Regions from separate parts of the Homo sapiens genome. Here regions 2 and 3 are each linked to region 1. The links are chromatin contacts, found by Hi-C or POLR2A ChIA-PET in ENCODE. All regions are on one chromosome and are shown on one strand. The core of a region is the stretch at or near the end of the contact, and the rest is flanking DNA. Distances in the headings are between cores, read along the strand shown.

The links. Hi-C counts contacts between places; a loop is a spot of excess contacts on that map. ChIA-PET counts read pairs that join two places held with the same protein, here RNA polymerase II (POLR2A). Pooled maps may share reads with other maps.
Region 2: a map of adrenal gland shows a loop between it and region 1 (2.3-fold over the local background). The contact joins the enhancer-like site here to the promoter of ERCC3 in region 1. A Hi-C loop is called at or near these places in 3 of 168 maps with a recorded cell type or tissue (adrenal gland and dorsolateral prefrontal cortex) and 4 of 50 pooled maps.
Region 3: a loop to region 1 is called in a pooled map, with 2.9 times the contacts of the local background. The contact joins the enhancer-like site here to the promoter of ERCC3 in region 1. A Hi-C loop is called at or near these places in 1 of 50 pooled maps. POLR2A ChIA-PET finds 5 or more read pairs at or near these places in 3 of 52 experiments (Caco-2, K562 and activated CD4-positive, alpha-beta memory T cell).

What each region holds. Positions count from the first base shown.
Region 1 is chr2:127,292,818-127,295,423 of GRCh38, reverse strand. ERCC3 (ERCC excision repair 3, TFIIH core complex helicase subunit) reads left to right here and starts at 1,280. Exons shown (of 15, transcript NM_000122.2): 1 at 1,280-1,370; 2 at 1,706-1,911; 3 at 2,578-2,606. The coding sequence starts at 1,343.
Region 2 is chr2:127,045,423-127,048,028 of GRCh38, reverse strand. It overlaps a transcript of BIN1 not described here. Among named protein-coding and RNA genes, the nearest start is that of BIN1, 60 kb to the left of the region's middle. Within about 2 kb of position 1,282, at least 4 of the 41 ENCODE cell types and tissues checked have a DNase peak (open chromatin) inside an H3K27ac peak, as active enhancers do; they include dorsolateral prefrontal cortex, where a contact is called at or near this core.
Region 3 is chr2:127,127,326-127,129,931 of GRCh38, reverse strand. The region is part of intron 2 of LOC105373605 (a long non-coding RNA gene); the gene reads right to left. Among named protein-coding and RNA genes, the nearest start is that of BIN1, 21 kb to the right of the region's middle. Within about 2 kb of position 1,296, at least 11 of the 41 ENCODE cell types and tissues checked have a DNase peak (open chromatin) inside an H3K27ac peak, as active enhancers do.

The DNA of each region.
Region 1 (2,606 bases), core at 31-2,530:
CAGTTTCAATAACATATTTCTCCTTTCCATCTGAGCCGTCACCAGAATCACCTTTAATGCCCATACTTCTACCAAGGCTCTTCAAGACAATAGAGGCTTTTCTATCATGCGCCTCAAAATTCTTTCAGCCTCTACCGATTACCCAATTTGAAAACCACTTCCCCATTGTTAGGTATTTGTTACAGCAGTACCCTATTCCCCGTACCAAAAATCTGTGTTACGTTCTCCAGAGAAACAGAACCAAGAGGCCCACTGAGCAAGCGAGATTGATTGATTGATTTTAAAGAATTGGCTCATGCAATTGTGGGGGTTGGCAAGTTGGGAATTCAGGTACGAGTTGATGTTGTAGTTTTGAGTCCAAAGGCTGGAAACTCAGTCAGAACTTTCTGTGTTGCAGTCTGGAGGCAGAATTCCTTTTTCCTTGAGAAACCTGTCTTTGCTCTTAAGGCCTTCAACTGATTTGGATGAGGCCCACCCGCATTATTGAGGGTAATCTGCTTTATTTAGGCTGAGACATGAGAATGGCATGAACCCGGGAGGCGGAGCTTGCAGTGAGCTGAAATCGCGCCACTGCATTCCAGCCTGGGCGACAGGGCGAGACTCCGTCTCAAAAAAAAAAAAAAAAAAAAGAAAAAAATTTTTTTTGAGACGAACTCTCGGCCTGTCGCCCAGGCTGTAGTGCAGTGGTGCAATCTCAGCTCAGTGCAGCCTTTACCTTCTGGGTTCAAGAGATTCTCCCATCTCAGCCTCCCAAGTAGCTTAGACTACAGGCGTGTGCCACCATGCCTGGCTACTTTTTTTTGTATTTTTCGCAGAGATGGGGTTTCACCATGTTGGCCAGGCTGGCCTCGAACTCCTGACCTCAAGTGATCCACCCACCTCAGCCTCCCAAAGTGCTGGAATTACAGGCGTGAGCCACCGTGCTCAGCCAAATTTTTTTTAATTAAAAAAAAGAATTCTTCCTTACCCATGGACTCAGGTCACATTCTCTCTCTCTCTCTCTCACACACACATTTATTGCCCACATGGCTTCATTAAAATTTAAGTTCCAGAAGGATGAGGCCTTTAATTCGCGCACTACACAGGTGCTCAACACACAGTATTTTCCTTCAGTTGTAGAGAAATGAACAGTGGAGGACCCCCGCCGCTGGGTCGCACGAGCTAACAGATCGGCGGTCGCTGGCTCTCCGCTCTTCCAGCCACCCACATCACGGCGCCTAGAGGCGGGACATCCTGTGTGGACAACAGGGAGCTTCCGGATTGAGCCGGAAGTCCCCCCAGAGCGGATGCCGCGGCGGGCCTGTGGGAGCGGGGTCATCTTCTCTCTGCTGCTGTAGCTGCCATGGGCAAAAGAGACCGAGCGGACCGCGGTGAGACGTTGCGCGGGCACGCTCAGCCACGACTGCCCTTGCCGGCCCTGCCCCCCGCTCTGCCTCGGAGCTGCTCCGGGCCTCTGCGCCGGCCGACCCTGCTGGCCCTCCCGCGCGCACCCCGTTGGGACAGGCCTTTGGGCGGGAGAGATGCTGGACCTGGGCGCAGCCCAGCGAACTCGGCCTAGGGGAGACGGGTGAGGGGCGCAACGCCTGCGGGATGCAGGTGGCTCTTAGCTAGGAGTTTGCGGCGGCGCAGGTGAAATGCTGCCAAGCGGTGCGGAGGGAACCCTGAAGGCTCCTGCTGGGCTTACTTCTGTGTTGGTATCTTGCAGACAAGAAGAAATCCAGGAAGCGGCACTATGAGGATGAAGAGGATGATGAAGAGGACGCCCCGGGGAACGACCCTCAGGAAGCGGTTCCCTCGGCGGCGGGGAAGCAGGTGGATGAGTCAGGCACCAAAGTGGATGAATATGGAGCCAAGGACTACAGGCTGCAAATGCCGCTGAAGGACGACCACACCTCCAGGCCCCTCTGGGTGGTAAGCATGCCCTTAGCTTGGGCAGGGCCCAGGAGTGTGCGGAGCGGCAGCTAAATCTTGGGCATCCTCAGAGTCAAAACTGACATTCAGGATACTGCCCCTAGAACTGGCCGGGAGAGAATTTTCATCCACACACGTTGGAACAGCCCAAGGCAACAGCGAGCAGTTGCGCACACGTGTGGCGGCCGGACCTGGGCTTCCAACAGCTCTAACCCCTCGGTTTACTCTCACTCCTTCCCCAGCCCTACCCCATGTAGTGAATCCTTTTATCTGCCGAATAAATAGCATTTATCATGTAACAGTTTGTTTCCTCAAATAATGGAAGACATGTTCGGTAGCAAGCTTTTGCTCTACTTTAAATAATTAATGTTATACATTTAGTTGAAATCTAGCCAAAAGGTAACTTGAGGATAGCCAGTAAGATGGGCTTTCTCTGTGCAGAATAGTAGGAAACAGCTGTTGACTTTGGAAACACTTTCTTCTATTTTTCTTTACTCTTCTGTATCTGATTAATGTAACAGGCCCCACAGTTGTCTGAAGGAGTGCTTGCAAGAATATCTGTGGTGTTGGGCAGCTTATTCTTTCTTGATAATGATATGGGCAAGAGCCCAGTAGTCTCTGCAACTCATGTTTCCTTGTCTGTTTTGTCCATTTGGTATCTCTCAGGCTCCCGATGGCCATATCTTCTTGGAAGC
Region 2 (2,606 bases), core at 33-2,532, 250 kb after region 1:
AACGTGTGTGTATTTGTTCTCCCTCTTCTTGTCCGTGAGTGCGGATGGAACCGTGTTATCTGTGGCTTTCTTACTGAGATGGTCTGCCCCCGAAGGCCCGCTGCCCTGGGCTGGTGCACCACAGGGCTTCAGCCCCTGTCCCCTGGGGTTCTTAGGGGTGGTCAGCTGGAGGTCAGGGACTGGGGGCTTGGGTGAAGGGGCTTGGCGAGCCATCTCTGTCCGAGAAATCTGCTGAGTGCTATCCTAAGTGACCTTTTTATTTTATTTTGTTTCATTGTTTTGAGACAGAGTTTTGCTCTTGTCGCCCAGGCTAGAGTGCAATGGCGAGACCTTGGCTCACTGCAACCTCCCGCTCCTGGGTTCCATCGATTATCCTGCCTCAGCCTCCTGAGTAGCTGGGATTACAGGCGTGAGCCACCACACCCGGCTAATTTTATATTTTTAGTAGAGATGGGGTTTCACCATGTTGGCCAGGCTGGTCGCAAACTCCTGACCTCAGGTGATCCACCTGCCTTGGACTCCCAAAGTGTTGGGATTACAGGCATGAGCCACCACACTCAGTGACCTTATTTAATACGCAAGAGAACCTGTGGTTCAGGTACCAGGACTCCCTTTCACAGATGAGGAAGCTGAGGCCCACGGAGGTCCAGTTACCGGCAGGTGAGTGATGGCACTGGACTGTGGGTCTGAGCACTTGACCCCAGACCAAGGGCAATGCTTGTGTCTGGTGGGGTCTGAAGGGCCTGGGTGGGGGGCAGGCATGCTGGCCTGGCTTGTCCCTCATCTCTTGACCCCTGCTGACCCCGCTCTGGGCGCTTCAGTTCCATCGGCAGACTTGGACAGGTCTGAGCAGCAGCTTTCCAGGAGCTGCGGGGACTGTGCCCATGGGCCCAGGGAGCAGCCTGCACTTCCAGGTGGAAGGAGCTCACGGCTCTCTTTAGTAATAGTTAAAGCTGGTGAGTGAGGTGACTGTCAGAGTCTGAGCTTTATTTTGGGGTAAAGCCCCTGGGCTTTGCTTTAGGTGGCAGGATTGTCATTGCTGTGGCCCTGCCTGGTCCTGTGGGGGGCAGATAGTGTTGGCTCTGCCATCCGTGGCTTCCAGGAGCAGTGGAAGTCATAGCAGTTGGGACAGAGCCTCTTTCTGGTTGCCCCTGCTTGGAGATCTCCCACCTTTCCTACCTTCCTTCACTCCCTCCTTCATCCCTTCCTCCTTGACAGCCTCATTTCCCCTGCCCAAGGTCCATAGTGCATTGTGGGTGGAGCCGGCTTGGAGCCCAGCCCACTTCTGAGCCTGGGTGCACGTGCCCTGGGCTCTGTGAGGTGTGAAGCCACAGTGCCATCATGGGAAGTCTTTGCTTTTATTTCAACCTGAAAATTCAAAACAAAACAAAAAAACAAAAAAACCCACCTCATCTAAAATACATTATCCAGGAGAAAGCATTTAGATTAGGTTTTTGACAATATAAGATTCCAAGATATGTTCCATGGCAGCTTTCAGCTTTACCCCCAGCCCTCGCCGCTGGGGTAAGGAGCGGCCCTGCTCTGTACCACAAGGTCAGGGCCTGCAGGGAGCTTCTTGCCAGAGGGAGCAGGGCCAGGATCGGGGCTGGGGAGCCTGCGGATCCAGAGGGAGGGAGGCCAGGTGTGAGGTTCCCATCCTGCTGGGGAGGGGCAGCGGCCCAAAGTCTGAACTGAGATGTGTGTCTGGGAGCCGGGGAGTCAACTAGGTTCATGGCAGTGCAGGGGGCATTCAGAGCCAGGCAGCGTGAATAAACAGGCCAGTGAGCTGAAGGGCCGGGCAGAGCAGAGGGCCCAGGCCAGGACAGGGTGGAGGAAATAGCAACAGGTGGGGTGAAGGTGGCCCATGGTGGGGGCCGGGAGAGGTGCGGGCTGCTCTCCATGCCTGGCAGCTGGACGTGCAATGTCCCGGAGGGCTTGGCAATCTGGCTTGATTTGGGCTGACGTGGCCACGGAGGCCCAGACCCTGGGCAGGGCTCCTGACTCTCAGAGCAGGCAGGCCGGGCTGTGGGTTCTGGGACCCAACTGAGGCTGGAGGCTCTTGCAGACCCCACACCCTGGGAGGGCCAAGCACGAGCTTGGGAAGAGGCCCACCCTGGGCAGCCCTCTGTGTGGCTCCCCTCCAGCCTCCCGGAGCCAGCGTGTGGCGGGAGTGACAGTGGCGGTTTGGAGCCAGGACTGGAGAGAGGTCTAGGAAGGCCGCCTCTTGTGTGGGGGCTGTGGGGTGGGCTGCAGCAGCCCAGGTGCCTGAGGGAGGGCCAGGCCCTGCATAGAGGCATTCTCATGGCTTCCTGGAAGGTGTGGGCCCCTTTTGAAACCCCATGAAAATCTTTAGAAAATCGGTTTACTTATTTATTACTCTGTGTTACAAACTCATTTGCTGGCAGGAGCAGGATTTTGAGTCATGGGACTTGGCAGCTAAAATTATCACACACACCCCCTGTCAGTGCAAATGGCCCCGAGGCCTCAGGCTCTGCACCAGCTCCGCCGTCAGAGGCTCTCAGAAGTGTCCTTCCGGTGCAGGGAGCGACCCCCTGCTCCCCGCCCTCCTGCCAGCTCCCCGGTCTTCCACCGCGGCCCCAACACTG
Region 3 (2,606 bases), core at 47-2,546, 170 kb after region 1:
TAATATCATATCGTCTCAAAAGCTGGTGGGGGCTGTTCAAAACAGCCTAAAATATCCTAGCAACAAATCCAATGTGTGAACCTTAACTGAATCCTGTTTTTAACACCGTTAAAAACACCAGTGTGACAACTGGTAAAGTTAAATTAAATTTAATGTGGATTAGATATTAGATAATAGATATATTATTGTTAAATTTCTAAGGCGTGATAATGGCAGTGTGTTTATGTAGAAATTCTTATTCTTAGGAGTTGCACACTGAAATATTTATTTATGTATTTATTTATTTATTTTGAGACGGAGTCTCCCTTTGTTGCCCTGGCTGGAGTGCAGTGGTGCAATCTTGGCTCACTACAACCTCCACCACCCAGCTTCAAGTGATTCTCCTGCCTCAGCCTCCTCTGTAGCTGAGATTACAGGCGCACACCACCATATCCAGCTAATTTTTGTATTTTTTAGCAGAGACGGGGTTTTGCCATGTTGGCCAGGCTGGATTTGATCTCCTGACCTCAGGTGATCCATCGGCCTTGGCCTCCCAAAGTGCTGGGATCACAGGCATGAGCAACTACACCCAGCCCACACTGAAATCTTTAGGAGTAAAGTGTCACCTGCAATGAACTTTCAAATGGTTCGTATATATATTTATAATAAATATATAATTTTTCACCACAGATATGTGTGACAAAGTGGTCACAACTGTTGCATGGAGATCATGGGTATATGAGGGTTTGTTGTGTTATTTTTTCCATTTATTTATGTTTGAAATTTTCCATTAGGAAAAGTTGGAAAACAATCGGTAAAACCCATAAAATAAAATTAACAACATAAATTGAATGTGATGAAGGATATTGCTTTATTATCCTCTTTGCAGGGGTACAGGCTGTTGCTCTGTTTTAATTTACAGGTTTAGCTGGCATGCCCATAGAACTTGGTGTCAGGAGAAGACTCAATTCTCCAACTACTTTACCCAAACTATTGTGAAGCTTTTTTTTTATGGGGCATTATGAAGTTGTTTGGCCTTCTCTTGACTTGACGCCAACTTTGACATTATGAAATCTGCCCTGTTCTCTTACATTTACCTGGAGACACAGAATTCTACTCGGTGCCAGTATGATCTTAAACAGAAACTGAAATTCCACACAGATGTGGCCAACAGGACCTCACTGTCACGTGGTCAGGCAGGTAATCCAGGGCGCCTGCACCGGTTGCCTGCTTTGCCTCCACACTGGCAGCAGGGTGGTCAGAGTGCTGTGTCTGCTTTAATACTCACTTCCCCAGATCTCCTTGTTGCTAAGCATGGTGCGTGACCCAGTTCTGGCCAACAGGATGAAGGCAAAAGTCACTCATTGGGCGGGGCTTCTGGATGTCTGTACAAGGGACACCCTTGGGGGGCTGTCGCTTCAGCTCTTTACTTTTTGCCCCTCCCCTCCTCCCTAATTAATGCAGGAGGCACAGCAGCTGTCCTGCAGCTGTGAGGACAAATCTCTCACAAACTATTCTCAGAGAGACTGAGTTGGAAAACGGAAGGAACCTCTGTCCTTGATGACACCCCTGCACAATTGCATCTGCCCAAGGCTACCTTTCTGCAGACTTATTATTATATGGGAAAAATAAACTCTTGAGTGTTTAATCCAGTGTTCATTGACTTAACCTACAAAAAAGATCTTCTCAAATGATTCATTCAGAAAATACTGATGTTAAATGTTTAGATGATTATATATGGCATGAATATGGATGCGAAAATTCTTAACAAAAATATTAGCAAATAGAATTCAGCAATATATACAAAGGTTATACATGATGACCAAGAGGGATTTATTCCAGCGAGGCTGGTTTAATATTCAATCATATGATCCTATCGACTGATCTAGAAAAAGCATTCGGCAAAATTCAACACTAGTTTATGATGAAAACTCTCAGAAAACTAGGAATTTAGGAGAACTTCCTCAACTTGATAAAGAACATCTACAAGGAACCTACAGCTAATATACTTGGTGTAAGACTGGTGCTTTCTCCTTAACATTGGGAACCAGGCAAGGATGCCCACTCTTACCAGTGCTATTCAACATAGTACTGGAAGCTCTAGCCAGGGCAGTAAGTCAAGAAAAGGAAATTAAAGGCATACAGATAAGAAAGGTAAAAATAAAACTATCCCTATCTGTAAATGACTTGATCATCTAATAACAAATTCTAATGAAAGTAGTCAAAAAAGATCTAAATAAATGGAAGATATATAGTATTCATAGGTTGGAAGATTCAACACTGAAAAGATGTCAGTTCTCCCCAGACTGATATACAATGCAATTCCTGTAAAAATCCCAGCCAGAAATTTTGTAAATATAGCCAAAAATTTTGTAAATATATACAAATTTTATATTTGTAAATATAAAATTTAGGATTATCCTAAAATTTATATGGAAAGGCATAGGGCCTGGAAAAGTTATTCCATTCAACCAACCCAAACTATTCTGACACCAGTGAGGTGTACTGCAGGACAATTCTGGCAGAAGCTATCCAGAGTTAGCACAGATCTCACAAATTAAAGGGCATGGACCTCAACAAGGACTGCTTTCTTCCAGACACCAGCCACAGTGGGGTTCCCAGGACAC